Regions from separate parts of the Homo sapiens genome. Here all the other regions are linked to region 1. Evidence: chromatin contacts called from ENCODE Hi-C or POLR2A ChIA-PET data. All regions are on one chromosome and are shown on one strand. The core of a region is the stretch at or near the end of the contact, and the rest is flanking DNA. Distances in the headings are between cores, read along the strand shown. Region 1 overlaps EFTUD2 (elongation factor Tu GTP binding domain containing 2). Region 2 overlaps NMT1 (N-myristoyltransferase 1). Region 3 holds the start of CCDC43 (coiled-coil domain containing 43). Region 4 overlaps DCAKD (dephospho-CoA kinase domain containing).

The links. A loop is a pair of places that touch in the nucleus more often than their neighbours do. ChIA-PET counts read pairs that join two places held with the same protein, here RNA polymerase II (POLR2A). Pooled maps may share reads with other maps.
Region 2: a loop to region 1 is called in a pooled map, with 4 times the contacts of the local background. The contact joins two enhancer-like sites. A Hi-C loop is called at or near these places in 4 of 50 pooled maps. POLR2A ChIA-PET finds 5 or more read pairs at or near these places in 6 of 52 experiments (H1, K562, PC-3 and 3 more).
Region 3: a pooled map shows a loop between it and region 1 (4-fold over the local background). The contact joins the promoter of CCDC43 here to the enhancer-like site in region 1. A Hi-C loop is called at or near these places in 6 of 50 pooled maps. POLR2A ChIA-PET finds 5 or more read pairs at or near these places in 2 of 52 experiments (HEK293 and activated CD8-positive, alpha-beta memory T cell).
Region 4: a loop to region 1 is called in a pooled map, with 4 times the contacts of the local background. The contact joins two enhancer-like sites. A Hi-C loop is called at or near these places in 6 of 50 pooled maps. POLR2A ChIA-PET finds 5 or more read pairs at or near these places in 3 of 52 experiments (PC-3, Panc1 and activated T-cell).

Annotation. Positions count from the first base shown.
Region 1 is chr17:44,863,762-44,867,314 of GRCh38, forward strand. EFTUD2 (elongation factor Tu GTP binding domain containing 2) reads right to left here. Exons shown (of 28, transcript NM_004247.4): 14 at 1,169-1,304; 15 at 1-21. Among named protein-coding and RNA genes, the nearest start is that of HIGD1B, 18 kb to the left of the region's middle. RefSeq lists a silencer at 2,802-2,983. Within about 2 kb of position 1,555, at least 2 of the 41 ENCODE cell types and tissues checked have a DNase peak (open chromatin) inside an H3K27ac peak, as active enhancers do.
Region 2 is chr17:45,097,615-45,101,167 of GRCh38, forward strand. It overlaps NMT1 (N-myristoyltransferase 1), which reads left to right. Exons shown (of 12, transcript NM_021079.5): 7 at 768-938; 8 at 1,791-1,899. Among named protein-coding and RNA genes, the nearest start is that of MIR6784, 15 kb to the right of the region's middle. RefSeq lists enhancers at 514-1,014, 1,015-1,515, 1,927-1,976. Within about 2 kb of position 1,682, at least 10 of the 41 ENCODE cell types and tissues checked have a DNase peak (open chromatin) inside an H3K27ac peak, as active enhancers do.
Region 3 is chr17:44,687,878-44,691,430 of GRCh38, forward strand. CCDC43 (coiled-coil domain containing 43) reads right to left here and starts at 1,899. Exons shown (of 5, transcript NM_144609.3): 1 at 1,673-1,899. The coding sequence starts at 1,876. LOC105371792 (a long non-coding RNA gene) reads left to right here. Exons shown (of 4, transcript XR_007065769.1): 2 at 1-146; 3 at 301-416; 4 at 1,064-1,136. It overlaps LOC124904010 (a long non-coding RNA gene), which reads left to right and starts at 1,904. Exons shown (of 2, transcript XR_007065770.1): 1 at 1,904-1,977; 2 at 2,118-2,433. RefSeq lists enhancers at 1,632-2,221, 1,890-2,029.
Region 4 is chr17:45,020,335-45,023,887 of GRCh38, forward strand. It overlaps DCAKD (dephospho-CoA kinase domain containing), which reads right to left. Exons shown (of 5, transcript NM_001288655.2): 5 at 3,010-3,553. Among named protein-coding and RNA genes, the nearest start is that of DCAKD, 30 kb to the right of the region's middle. RefSeq lists a silencer at 1,698-2,047. Within about 2 kb of position 1,742, at least 22 of the 41 ENCODE cell types and tissues checked have a DNase peak (open chromatin) inside an H3K27ac peak, as active enhancers do.

The sequences.
Region 1 (3,553 bases), core at 305-2,804:
GCACACACATGTCCACAAAGCCTGTGGATGGAGAAGAGAAAGCCATTAATACATGCCTTCCCAGGGAGCACGAGCAGGAGTTACTGAGCCATTCACAATGGTCAAAAAGCTCAAAGTGCGGGGACTGATTGTTAGCTCTAAAAGCTCTGGCACTATAGATAGTGATAGCCTGCTTCCTGGGAATGTGCTGCTAGAAGATTTGGAGTCACCCTGATGCCAGAAAAGAGCAAGCAGCAGGTATCAGTGGTACATGGTTCCTTGGAACTCAGCTGACAAAAAGTTTAAAGTACATCGATCTATGAACTTTTATTGGCTATACGCATTTACGTGGAACAAAATAAGCACCCCATCTAACATCTACTTAAAACAATTCCCAACCTGACTCCCCTTGAGAAACACTGCATGCATCTCTATTCAATAAGTTACCCCGTTTTCTGAACACATTAATAAACCACATAAGAGGGAACCCCCATGAGCACACTGGGATAGGCCTGTGTGCCTTCAATGGTATCTGGTGTGTCAGATTGATGGGCAGACCAAAATAAGCTATTAAAACTACGCACCTTGGGGGCCCAGACACCTAATTCCCACCGGACTTAGAATCAGAGACTGCTGAGAAGACCCTCAGCCATCACCCTTTCCACTTCCCTGATTTTACAGATAACAAATCAGAGTCATGAAGAATTAGGTGGCTGGCCCAGGGTCATCTCATGGAATGGCCAGGGCAGGATCGAGACAGACTCAGGTGGTTTTTTCAACCAGTCCAGTGTCTTTCTGCTGTATCACGTGCCTTCTGTGTAACTAACCAAGTCTCCCAAGTCCTAGCCTAGTGCTTTTTGCACTATTTCACACTACCCAAGCATCCACCTTCCCGGCTGCCCCCTGGAAAATATACCAGAACCACAGAGCCTGCCTCCCCATCTCATTTACTTGAACACTCCTCCTGGCAGGAAAATGTAATTCCTTTTGGTTCCCAAGATAGAATGTGTGCCATCATCCACTAAGGAAAGCAGCTAGGAAAAACACCAGTGTTCTGCATCTGAATCTGTGGTTTGTTGAAAAGATCCTCAGATTTCTGACCTCCATCGCTGGGTGAGAAAAAATTGCTGTGATACCTGTGGCAGGGCACGAGGATGACAGAGTTAAGGGGCCACGAGCACATTATTACCTGTGAACTCGCCAAAGAACTTTTTGCAGACCAGCCTGAGCAAGGGGCGGATGTTCAGCTTCAGCTCCTCCTTCGTCAGGTGGATGCCAAGCTCGTCTAGGGTCCGTGGGAGGCTGGTGTCCACGTCACCTACAACCTGTGAGGGTGTAAGACACCATGTCAGCTGTAGTGAGAGCCTGAGCATGGTGCTAGAGGGAGACAAGGGAAGTCCAAAGAAATATCTGAAGAACTCCTTCACAAGGCTCTCTTCTATGGAGACAAAGCTCTTGGCAAGGACAAAAGTTTGGTTTCAGCGGCATCTCTGCTACCTACCCTTCAAACCACAGGCAAAGCCAACTTGGTTACATCCCCATCCCAGCCAATAAACCAAGCACTCAGATTGATTACTCCCAGTGCTGCCCCCTGGTGTCTGAAAAGCAGCATCTCCTCCCACTCAGAAACTCCCTCACCTATTAAACAGAAGTCTATTTACAGACTTCTCAGATTTAGAGGATCATTGTGCACTGGAAGGAACCAAAAAAGGTCACCTTGCTGTGGATCCTGTCAGGGCAGGGCCAAGCTAAATCACCCTCAGTAGACTCAAGGTCTCTACTGAGGCAGGCTCTATAAATTTTTTTTATTAATCCATTCCAGTCTGACATAAGATACTAAGTATTTTTCAGCACTAATAAATTTTAATTGCTATTTTATCTTGTTGCTAGGTTTTGCTGTTTTGTCCACCGGAATGGCCACACACATTTTGTGTATGTGTGTGTCCACTGTGCTTATTAAATACCTGCATATTTTATTACTGCCTTGGGAGAAAGGTCTGTATGAAAATTCCTATAATTTTTACCCTTTTAGTCCCATCTTTTAGGGAGTACAAATTCATATAAACGTCATGCTATATTCCCTTTTTTAGAGACAGGGTCTCACTCTGTCACCCAGCCTGGAGTGCAGTGGTGTGATCACGGCTCACTGCAACCTCCACCTCCTGGGCTCAAGTGATCCTCCTGCCTCAGCCCCCCAAGTAGTTGGGACCACAGGCACACACCACTACAACAGCTAATTCTATTTTGTGCGGAGATAAAGGGTTTAGCCATGTTGTCCAAGCTGGTCTTGAACTCCTGATCTCAAGCGATCTGCCCACTGGGACCTCCCAAAGTGCTGGAATTACAGGCGTGAGCAACCACATCCGGCCACGTTATATTCTTTGCTTCTCAGCATTCCACATGCTTAATTAAATCCTTACCATCTCCTGACAAATGATTTCAATCTGACAAGCATCACATATTGTGCAAACAGTTAAGAAAGCAAAGTTCATACGAACATGCTTTGTTTTGTTTTTTTCTGAGACAGGGTCTCACTCCATCACTCAGGCTGGAATGCAGTGGTGTGTGATCATGGATCACTGCAGCTTTGACCACCAGGGTTCAAGCAATCCTCTGGCCTCAGCCTCCTGAGTAGCTGGGACCACAAGTGCACACCACCAGTCCCAGTTGATTTATTTTATTTTTTTTGAGACGGAGTCTTGCTCTGTCACCCAGGCTGGAGTGCAGTGGCACAATCTCAGCTCACTGCAGCCTCTGCCTCAAGAGTAGCTGGGATTACAAGCATGAGCCACCACGCCTGGCTAATTTTTGTATTTTTAGTAGAAATGGGGTCTTGCCATGTTGCCCAGGCTGGTCTTGAACTCCTGGACTCAAGTGATCCTCCCGCCTTGGCCTCCCAAAGCGTCTGGATTACAGGCCTGAGCCACTGTGCCCAGCTCAGACATACTTTAAGTGGTTGCAAAGCGGTTCATTTTATGGGATGTACCATCACTCATTTAATCAGATTAATGAGCATAACTGACAAACATTTAACTTATTTCCAGTTTTTTCCCTTTTCCTGATGTTACAAACAATGCTATAAGCTGAGGTGGTGGACTCCTGCCTGTAAGCCCAGCACTTTGGGAGGCCAAGGCAGGAGGATCACTTGAGGCTACAAGTTTGAGACCAGCTTGGGGATAATGGCAAGACCCTGTCTCTACACAAAATTTTTTAAAAGTTAGCCAGGCATGGTAGCTTGCACCTGCAGTCCCAGCTTCTCAGGAGGCTGAGGTGGGAGGATTGCTCAAACCTAGGAGTTTGAAGCTGCAGTGAGCTATGATCGTGCTATTGCACTCCCACCTGGGCGACAGAGTGGGACCCTATCTCTAAAAATGCTATAATAAACACTTTGACTTATATGAATAAGCAGGAGGACTTTCACAATTATATCTGTAAGTTAAATTTCCGTAACTGAAATGATTAGTTCTAAGTGTCACATTCTTCTCAATAGTCAAGATCTGTTCATAAACCTGCTCTAGGAGAAGTCTTTTCTTTCATACCTTTTCCCTTTCCTTTGATTTTTTTTTTTTTTTTT
Region 2 (3,553 bases), core at 432-2,931, 230 kb after region 1:
CAAGAGTGTTGGGAATATAGACGTGAGCCATTGTGCCTGGCCAGAGGCTTTTCTTAGTCTCACTCTGTTGCCCGGGCTGGAGTGCAGTGGTGCGATCTTGGTTCACTGCAAGCTCCACCTCCAGGGTTCAAACGATTCTCCTGCCTCAGCCTCCCAAGTAGCTGGGATTACAGGCATGCGCCACCACACCTGGCTAATCAGAGGCTCATTTTTGAACGCCTGTACCAGTCACACATGGAAGCACTTGAACAGCAGCAGAAATGGGCCAGAGCGAGTGTGACCCAGATTCAGATAGTCCTTGGGGCCTGTGATCTCTGCTCTTCATTTTCCCTGGAAGTGTTGAAACCATCTGCCTGCCACAGTCTTCAGGGCTTATTACCAGCTGTGTTCTTGAGGGAATCAGAACCCTTGAAACCCTAGAATTGCCTTGACCTGCCCCGTGGGTTCCCTGTGCTGCTTCCCTGCATGCTAAAGGTGGGATTCCCCAGCCAACTCCTAGGGACTCATCAGGGAGATGCTGGTGGTACCTTCAAATAAAGGTGTTTGCTTGGGTCCCACCTTCCTTTGGAAATAGATTCTGTTGAAGTGAGGCAGGCTCCTTGCCTGGTGGAGTGTGGTGGGGAGTCCCAGTACTGAGTGCAGGTGGCAGCTAAAAGTACACCCGTGCTGCAGACCTGGTCCTTCTAGGTGTGGCTGCACGTGCTTGATGGGATCACCATTCCCTTCCCTGTTAAAAACCTTGTCACCTGGATTTTTCCCCCTCTTAGAGAGAAGAAGATGGTAGAGATCAACTTCCTGTGTGTCCACAAGAAGCTGCGTTCCAAGAGGGTTGCTCCAGTTCTGATCCGAGAGATCACCAGGCGGGTTCACCTGGAGGGCATCTTCCAAGCAGTTTACACTGCCGGGGTGGTACTACCAAAGCCCGTTGGCACCTGCAGGTAAAACTGTCTTCCTGTAAGGCCCCAAAAATGCGGGTGTCTGCACTGTAGTTGAGGAGCATGTGCCACTGTGAGTCACAGCTCCGCCCTTAGCATCCCACCTCTGGCGTATCTGGTAAGGCGGGCACTTGGTGCCTGCAGGAGCCAGATGGGGAGCATGGAGAGGGCGGGAGGGTTGTAGGGATGGCAGATTGGCAAGTCCCTGCCTTGTCTGGAGGGCTCTTGGTGTCTGCTGGCTGCTGCCATTTGGAGATGGTGGGGGGCGGTACTGGTGGTTTGTTTTTGTTTTTAGGGATGAGCCCAAATCTGGATTTTTATGGGAAATGTCCTAAAGTTTTAAATGGTTGGCTCAAATTGTTTTGAATATTGTGTGCACCAAATAGAGCAAGTCAGCTATGTGATCTAAGGGCAACCTCTGCCTTAGAAAGTTGTTTAAAACAATTGAATAATCTCTCCTTAGAGAACTTTAAAAGTAAAAACACCAGGTGTGAAAGCAGAAGGGGAGGAGGGAGGAGGGTGAGTGCCTCTGCCATCATCTTCTGGGCATGACTACAGTCCTTTTCCGTTGACTTGATTCTAGGAGTGAGGATTGGTCTCCCCAGACAACCGCTGTAGCAAAGGAATAGTTTTTGAAATTGAGCAAGAAAAATAGGGAGAAAGAAAATCCAGGAGGAGCTTTGGCAGCACTCACTGTGGGGAGGGGGAGGCTGGAGAGCAGGGTGACACCACTGACTCCGGAGGCACCTGATGTGTCTCTCACGCCACCTGCTGGCCAGCTGGGGTCTCCCTGCCATTGTCCTTGTAATAGGGATTGGCCAGAACCCTGAGGACAGGACATTTGTGTCCCCACAGGTATTGGCATCGGTCCCTAAACCCACGGAAGCTGATTGAAGTGAAGTTCTCCCACCTGAGCAGAAATATGACCATGCAGCGCACCATGAAGCTCTACCGACTGCCAGAGGCCAGTGCTGCCCCGGGTGGTGGGCAGGGGGCAGAGAGAGGGCAAGGAGAGCCTGGCTGTCAGCAGGAGAGAAGGGCTCTGGGTGGAGAGGGAGCTTTCTCCTACTGGAAAAGCGAACCAGCCCATAGTCTTCAGATTTCCTGGACTTTCTATTTCTGTTATCTGAAGCAGGATTTTATTTTAGTTTAACTTTCTCAGTTCCTCTGAGTCTGTGCCTGGACTAGCTTCTCTGCCATCTGTTGAAAGGCTCAGAGAACACCTATTCTCTGTAATTTTAGCCTAAGTAAAGCATAAATAGAATGATGAATCCACTTAGTGAACCTTCATACACACGGCAGCGCGTTCCAAAGCCCAGCGCAGATGCACTACAGGGTCTGTGACGCCCCTCTGCCGGGTCAGGTAAAGGGTGACCTGAGCTTGTGAGGGATCCCCGATTTCTAATCCCAATTTCCCCACCCAGATTTGGCTGAAGGACTGGGCAACCTTAAAGTGAGCTGCTTTTCTGTTCTGGGTCTCAGTTTTCCTAGTTTCCCAAAGAAACAAATGCTCCAACTGTGGCTGGCTTCAGGTAGGGATTCTTTTTTTTTTGTTTTGAGACAGGGTCTCATTCTGTTGCCCAGGCTGGAGTGCAGTGGCACAGTCACAGCTCACTGCAGCCTCGACCTCCCAGACTCAACTGATTCTCCCACCTCAGCCTCCCAAGTAGCTGGGACTACAGGCGTGTGCCGCCATGCCCGGCCAATTTTTGTTTTTATAGAAACGGGGTTTTGCTGCCAGGCGCAGTGGCTCACGCCTGTAATCCCAGCACTTTGGGAGGCTGAGGTGGGCAGATCACGAGATCAGGAGATCAAGACCATCCTGGCTAACACGGTGAAACCCCGTCTCTAGTAAAAATATAAAAAATTAGCCAGTCGTGGTGTGGTGGGTGCCTGTAGTCCCAGCTACTTGGGAGGCTGAGGCAGGAGAATGGCATGGACCCGGGAGGTGGAGCTTGCAGTGAGCCAAGATCACGTCATTGCACTCCAGCCTAGGCGACAGAGCGAGACTCCGTCTCAAAATAAAAGAAGCCTGGGCGTGGTGGCTCACGCCTGTAATCCCAGCACTTTGGGAGGCCAAGGCAGGCGGATCACGAGGTCAGGAGATCGAGACCATCCTGGCCAACACGGTGAAACCCTGTCTCTAATAAAAATACAAAAAATTAGCTGGTCGTGGCGTGGCGGGCACCTGTAGTCCCAGCTACTTGGGAGGCTGAGGCAGGAGAATGGCATGAACCTGGGAGGCGGAGCTTGCAGTGAGCCAAGATCGCACCACTGCACTCCAACCTAGGCAACAGAGCAAGACTCCGTCTCAAAAAAAAAAAAAAAAAAAAAAAAAAAAAAAAAAGAAGGCCAGGCGCGGTGGCTCACACCTGTAATCCCAGCACTTTGGGAGGCCTAGGCGAGTGGATCACGAGGTCAGGAGATCGAGACCATCCTGGCTAACATGGTGAAACCCCGTCTCTACTAAAAATACAAAAAAAAATTAGCCGGGCTTGGTGGTGGGCGCCTGTAGTCCCAGCTACTCGGGAGGCTGAGGCAGGAGAATGGCGTGAACCCGGGAGGCGGAGCTTGCAGTGAGCTGAGATAGCGCCATTGCACTCCAGCCTGGCCCACAG
Region 3 (3,553 bases), core at 649-3,148, 180 kb before region 1:
CTGTGTTAAAGTTTTCCCATTTATAAGCCAATCTTGCCAGAAGAGGCTCTGGAACTCAAATGGGTTACTGCCAGAAGAATCTGGGACAGCTGCACTAGTGTTATATTTCAACCATGTACCCAATCTATGAACTGCTTCCACCAAATGTGAGTGATTTTTTCCTAGCACTTGTTTCCGCTTTCACAAAACACTTTTGGATTTGAAAATGTTTCTGCCTTCTACCCTTTTAAAAAAATGAGATATGAATATGTACATTTATATCTATATATATTTATACTAATTTTTTTTTCTTTGAGACAGGGTCACTCTGTCACCCAAGCTGGAGTGCAGTGGCACAATCACGGCTCACTGCAGCCACAGCCTCCTAGGCTCAAGTGATCCTCCCACTTCAGACTTCTGAGTAGCTGGGACTACAGGTATGCGCCACCATACCTGGCTAATTTTTTAAATTTTTTTGTAGAGACAGGGTCTTGCTATGTTGCCCAGTGTGGTGTGGAACTCTTGGCCTCAAGCAATCCTCCCACCTCAGCCTCCCAAAGTGGTGAGATTACAAACATGAGCCACTGTGCCCCACCTCATGGTACATTTTGATTCTATTACTAGCCTTTCAAAATTGGTTTTGAGAATAACAAAGAACCCATTTTTCTAACCTGTCCATTGTAATAAATGCCAGAGGATAAAGCCTTTGATGGACAGACAGGTGGCTCTCACAGTAGCAATCAGGTATCCAGGATCTCCTCTAATCCATGAATGCAGAGACAACTCTAGCTTCTACAGCATTTAGTGATGATTCAAGTAAATTTTATTTTTAAGCTTGTATTTAAAAGGAAACAATTTGTTAGACAGCCACAGGTAGCACCTACAACCAATTTAATCTGTAATAACCAGTCTAATAAGTGTGTATGTTGGAGGTGTGGGAAGTGAAGATGAAGGCAGCAGAAATGATCAGGTTGAAAAAGTGGACATCTGGGTGACTTACTATGTAAACATAGCTTAAAGTACACATTTCTGAATACCTTGCTTCTAACAGGCTAAGGACTAAGTTTCTCTCTCTTCGTTAAAGCTCTGATCTCTCTCATACCCTCCTTCCCACCACCAATGATTACTGTAAATACTGTAATGGATCAAGCACGACGTTTGCTTCAGTTCTGCGTGGGCATGAAAAGACTTCTACCACCAGCTTACCTTTTATGGACTCCTACATCCATATAAGAATCAAAAGGGCACTTCCTGCAGGCTTCTGTCATGGGACAGCCCTGGGAACTGCCTTGTAATAGGCACAGACCTCCCAAGAGCATTTTAATACCCCCAGTGAACACTGTAAACGGATGGAAATGGAATTGGTCGTCAGATATTTATGATAACATTCCCATTCTGACATTTCAATGCCTTCGGAAGAACCCTCCTCGGCTCACTCACAAGCATCGGAGAGGGCCTTGTCCCCAAGAATACGAGAAAGCCCTTCCTCTCTGTGTACCTGCAGCTTTCAGGCTTCCCACACCTGGTTGGGGAGCAACCTCCTTCCCCCGCCGCCCAGATATCAGAGGAGTATACCTCTCCCAGGTGAGACCACTGAGCCTCTGGGATACCCGGTAGGGGAGGGAGGGTGCAAAGTACTGACAGGTCCTCAGATGCTGGCCAGAGGCTGAAGGAATGTGTCCAGGCTACTCACCAGGAAAGCAGAGAGGATCCCCTGCAGAGCGTCCAGCTTCTCTTCTTCCTCCTCCTCCTGCAGGATACCCAAGATGTAGGCTCCATAAACGGCTCGGTCCACTCCCAGTGCCTCCAACCGTCCGTCCAGCCAGGAGCCAAAGCCGCCGCCTCCGCCATCGCCTTCGCCAGGGGCTATCGCGGCCACTTCGCTGGGCGCCGCCATCTTGGGGTCAGGGTCCTGCAAGCCCCTAGGGCGCCTACCGCAGTGCCTGACGGGCCGCGCCGCAGGTCCACCGCGCATGCCTGAAGAGGAAGCCCAGGCCCGTAAGTGCAAAGAGCGCAGCCGTGTCGGCCGGCTTGAGAGTTTTGTGCTTTCTAGATGAAGCGCGTCTTCGCATACGTGCGGTCGCGTGATCTCACAAGATGCTTGGCATGTGAGTATTCTTAACAGACTCATTCTACAGTTCGGGAAGTTGAGAGAGGTGCAGTAATTTGGCCAAAGTCACGCGGCTAATAACTACCCAGGACTGGAGCTCAGCGTGGATGCCATCGCTTCCTCCACCCGACCGAGCTGCCTTCCCCGCGCTTTCGGGGGATGCTGGCCGCCCACTCCCACACAGCTGTCTGGCAAGAACCTCCTGACAGCCTGGAATACCCTCGTCGTCGCTACCGACGGCTACCACCTTCACCTGTACAAGCCCTTCCCTGTCAAAGTAAAGGTTGCAGAAAACCTTCCCTGATTCCATGGTAGGCACTCAGTAAATAAACAGGCAACCTCAAGTTATTTCTTCCACTCATTGATTCAACGCGTGCACGGGACTATTCTTTGAGAAGCGTACCCCACCCTCTGCTAGGCACTGTGCCAAAAGCTTTTCATGCATTATCTCTTGTAATCCTCCCTACAGCCCTGTGGGGAGATGCTTTTATTGTCCACATTTTAAAGATAAGGAGACAGGCCGGGCGCCATGTCTCACGCCTGTAATCCCAACAGTTTGGGAAGCCGAGGCGGGTGGATCACCTGAGGTCAGGAGTTCGAGACCAGCCTGGCCGACATGGTGAAACCCCGTCTCTAGTAAAAATACAAAAATAAGGCCGGGCACGGTGGCTCACTCCCGTAATCCCAGCACTTTGGAAGGCCAAAGTGGGCAGCTCACCTGAGGTCTGGAGTTCGAGACTAGCCTGACCAAAATGGAGAACCCCCGTCTCTACTAAAAATACAAAATTAGCCGGGCGTGGTGGGACATGCCTGTAATCCCAGCTACGTGGGAGGCTGAGGCAGGAGAATCGCTTGAACCCAGGAGGCGGAGGTTGCGGTGAGCAGAGATCGTGCCATTGCACTCCAGCCTGGGCAACAAGAGCGAAATTCCGTCTCAAAACAAACAACAACAACAACAAAAGCCAGGTGTGGTGGCGCGGGCCTGTAATCCCAGCTACTCAGAATCGCTGGAACCCGGAAGGCGGAGGTTGCAGTGAGCCAAGATCGCGCCGCTGCACTCCAGCCTGAGCGACAGTGAGACTCCATCTCAAAAACAAACAAACAAACGAACAAACAAAATCACTAAAGATAAGGAGACAGATATGGAGAGAGTCACACAACTAGAGGGCGCCTAACCAGTGGCAAGAACTCTTCTTTGGCAGAGTTATGAGAGCTTCAGCTGACGTCAAAACACCTGGCTCTGGGCTGGAATGAATTACCCAAGAATTTGGTTGGCTTTAGCTGAAGTGCAGAGGAAGCTGGCAAGGTCCTGGCTAACTCCTTCCTCAAATATGTACTGAGTACCTTCAGTATGGCATTGTTGCTGGCACTGAAAACACAAAAATGAATGTCACAAAATATATGTCCTCAGGGGTTTTTAATCCATTAGGAACAGACATGTTTAAACAAATGATGACAATATAG
Region 4 (3,553 bases), core at 492-2,991, 160 kb after region 1:
AGGAGCTAGGAAGGTGAGGGAGGGGGCCCTTGGCCTTTCCCACATTTCTGTGCCCCACCTTCCAGGGTGGAAGACTTACTCCTTCACCAGATGAGGCTGCTGCTAGTTCACTCAGCTGTGGGCTGTGGCCCCTTTCCTTCCCGCTCCCTGTCGACCCCTTCCCCTGTCCTCCTAGGTACCCCGTGGCCCACAGCGGGCTGTTAGAGCACAGGTCTTGCTTGTGTGGACCCTAGCCTCCAGGCCCTCAGATGCCCACTCCTTGGTGCATAGGGCTCTGGGAGAGGGTGGTCCTGCTATCTCGGCTTCTATCCCTTTTGACACTAAGATGCCTCGCTTGCCGGACCCTCAACCACACTCAACTCCCAGCTCTGTCTCTCTTAGTGGCTTGGGGCACCAATCTCCCCATCACACAGAAGTTGGATCCAGAGCTCCGCATGAGGCTGAGGATGAGCCTAGGGCTGGCCTGCCCCTAGGAGCCTCCCCCACCCCCCACCCCTCAGGGGTGGGGGGCTGCAGCACTCCCAGCCTTCTGCCTGAAGCCCGTTCCCAGCCTGTAAGCTGGGCGCCTGCTCCCTTGAATTCCCTCCCTCCCTCTCCCTTCCTGAGCGCTGAGCTGTGGAGCAGAATGATTTCCTGTAATTGGCCAGCAATCCGGCCGCCCGACTTGTTCTATCGACATGCTGGTTAGCTGGAAATTGTATTGGAATCTAAGTGACTGGGAGCGGAGGGGAAGGTGGGGAGCAAAGAGAGGCGGTTTGGGTCCCAGCTGGGTGCAGCCTCAGCTCTGCAGGTGGGATGAGGAACCACCAGCCACGTCTCTCCTGGAAGGAGCAGGAAAGCAACCTATAGCACCACATCACCTCCTTCCTTTTGCTCCTTCTCTCCCACCATGTCCGGGGGTCTCCCTGCCCACTCCTATATGACCCCATGGCCTGAAGTCATCACTGCCATCGCATTCCCCCTCCTGCTCTGAGACTGTTTCCTTCTGACCTAAAGTGCCTTGGTGAGAACTAGGGGCGCTCAGCAGCGCGCCTATCCTGCTCCCATTCAATTTCTAGCCATGGAGGCTCATCATGGAAGGTCCTAAACCTTTCCCTGCCTCTGCCCTGCCCCCCATGAGGAGAGAGAGAGAATGAACATTTGAAGAAGAGTTGTCAATTACTAAAGAGCCAAAGTGTATAATGGGGGCAGTGCAGATAGCCGGAGGAGCACTGTACTGGGAGTCAAGAAGCTTGGTGGTTATACCTGTTGGCTACTTAGGCCCCTTGGCTCAACCTCTGAGCCTCTGTAAAATTCTGGACCTGTCTGCCTCACACAGCTGGGAGATTTCAAGGGGATAACTGGAACGTGCTTTGTAAACTGTGAAACTGCGAATGACCTTCGGGCCAGTCGGGCCTGGGGGTGGGGGTGTTTTAGAGGCCTGCCTGCGCCCTTCGTCCCCCGCCCAGAAGGCGTGTGCGTCTTCACCCTCGCTGGTGTCTTATTGCTCCGCTCCGGGTGCTAAGGCCCAAAGTGAGGGAACGGAACGCGGAGGCTGCAGGGTCCCGTCGCCGTCGCGGTGGGTGGGCAGGGGACACGCCCTTTGGCACCCAGGGCCCGCAGCCCAGGCTCAGAGGACGTGGGCGAACAACGCACCTTTTGAGTTAGCGCTCAGGGTCAGGCAGAGCCTCCGCGCCCACCTGGCCCGTGCTCCCGCGGCAGCTGCTCGGCAGGAGTCTGAGGCCGCCCGCGGCCTGGGAGGAGGAAGATTAGGCCGCTCGGCGAGCGCCCGCCGCGGAGGCCCGGCCCAGCCCGGGAGGGTGCTGCCACCTGCCGGCCGAACGGCAGGCCGCCGGCTCGGGCGCGGGCCTGGGTCCCGGAGGCCCGACCTCTGCAGTTGCTGAGCGGCCTCAACTTCAAGTCCCCTTCGGAGAAAGTAGTCCTTCTTTTAAGGCCGCCTTGGACCCCCAAGGCCGGGAAGGGGATCCTGGGGCAGGGAGGCAAGAGGAGCTGGAGAGGGAGCTCTGGCGAGGCCCGGGCAGGGCAGGGCTGAATTCGAGGTTTCTCCACACCTGCCATGCTCTGACATTCCTGCTTCAAACCCAGCTCACTGGGTCAGGGAAGGTTAATTCTCTGGAACTTTACAGTTTGCTAAGGGTTTTCAGTGTCCTCCACTATGAAGCCTAACGATGTATGAGTAGAAACTAAAGGCAGGAGGTCACATGGCAAGCGGAGCCGGAATGCGAGCCCAAGGCCCAACCCCAGGCTCCAGCTCCTCCTGACAAGAGGCTCAGGGCACAGGAGAGAGTTCAGAAGCCTGGCTCTGCAACCTGGACCAAATCCATCTTTCTGAGCCTGGGATGGAAATAATCAGTGTTATGTTAACTATAGGGTCTTACACATCCAGCAGTGCCTGGCATGCTGCCGATACTAGGAAGTGCCATTTCCTCAATTATTGGGGTGATAGGGCACTGTGGGGGTCCATACCTTCCCTCTCCTTTCTCCGTCCTGGCGGATCGCACCAAACCGAGGAAGTGGCAGGCTCCTGCCACCCTCATCCTGCCTGGCCACCCACCTGGCAGCCCACCACTGCCTTACCCGGCCCTTCTTTGCCCCTTAGGGGTTTGCAGCAAGTTAATGAGCTAGACTCAGCACAAGCGGCTCTGGGAAAGGGGGCACTAAGTATGGCCACCACAGCATTTGCATCCGTCACACTCATTTCTAGCCTTAATAGGCTTCTGGCTGCAGGATCAACACATCAGCAAGTCTGCAGGCCCTGGCAGGGAAGGCTTATGTCTGCGCTGGTCTAATTGGGTTGGGGAAGGCAGATGGGGAGGCGGGGCAAGAAGGTGTGACGCTGCCTCAGCCCTCTACCCACCTCCCACAAAGGTGCCTCGGGCCTGGCTGCAGTCCTCCTGGGACCCAGGGAGAAGCCTGATGGCAAGTGCACCTTCTGGGGCCCTCACCTCCCCCTGAGCTCCGGGAGGACTCCAGCCCAGTGTGGGAAGAAGCCAAGTCTGGGAATCTTGGTTGGTCTGGGGCATTTCAGATCAACACACTTTATTAAACACCAACAGCGGGCCAGGCTCTGCACTAAGAACACAGAGATGAATAAGACACTGTCCCTGTCCCTAGAGGGCTTACAGTCTAGTAGGAAAAACCAGGCAAGTTTCGGCTAATTACTGTACTGTTGGATTAAGGTAAAATGTTGAGGGGGAGTTGGTATCCTAGACCACCTAACCCAGCCTGGGGCTTTAGACAGTGCCTGAACTGAGAGCTAGTTGTAGGTTAAAAAAAAAAAAAAAAAAAAAAAGGAAGAAGAAATAAAAGAAAATAAAAGGTATCCCAGGCCAGGAGCAGCAGGTTGAAGGCACAGAGGCAAGAAACAGCAAGGATGGTGTACACGGAATACCAAGAGGTCCAGGCGAGAAGCAGGGGTGGCAGGCAATAAGCAGGATGTGGGAGCACTACACAAACCCTACGTGGGGAGAGGGGTCTCCCAGAAGAGGCTGGTCCTGCCTGGCTACAGCGTTACCCACGAGAGAATCCTTGCTGCTTGCTGGCAGCAAGCCAT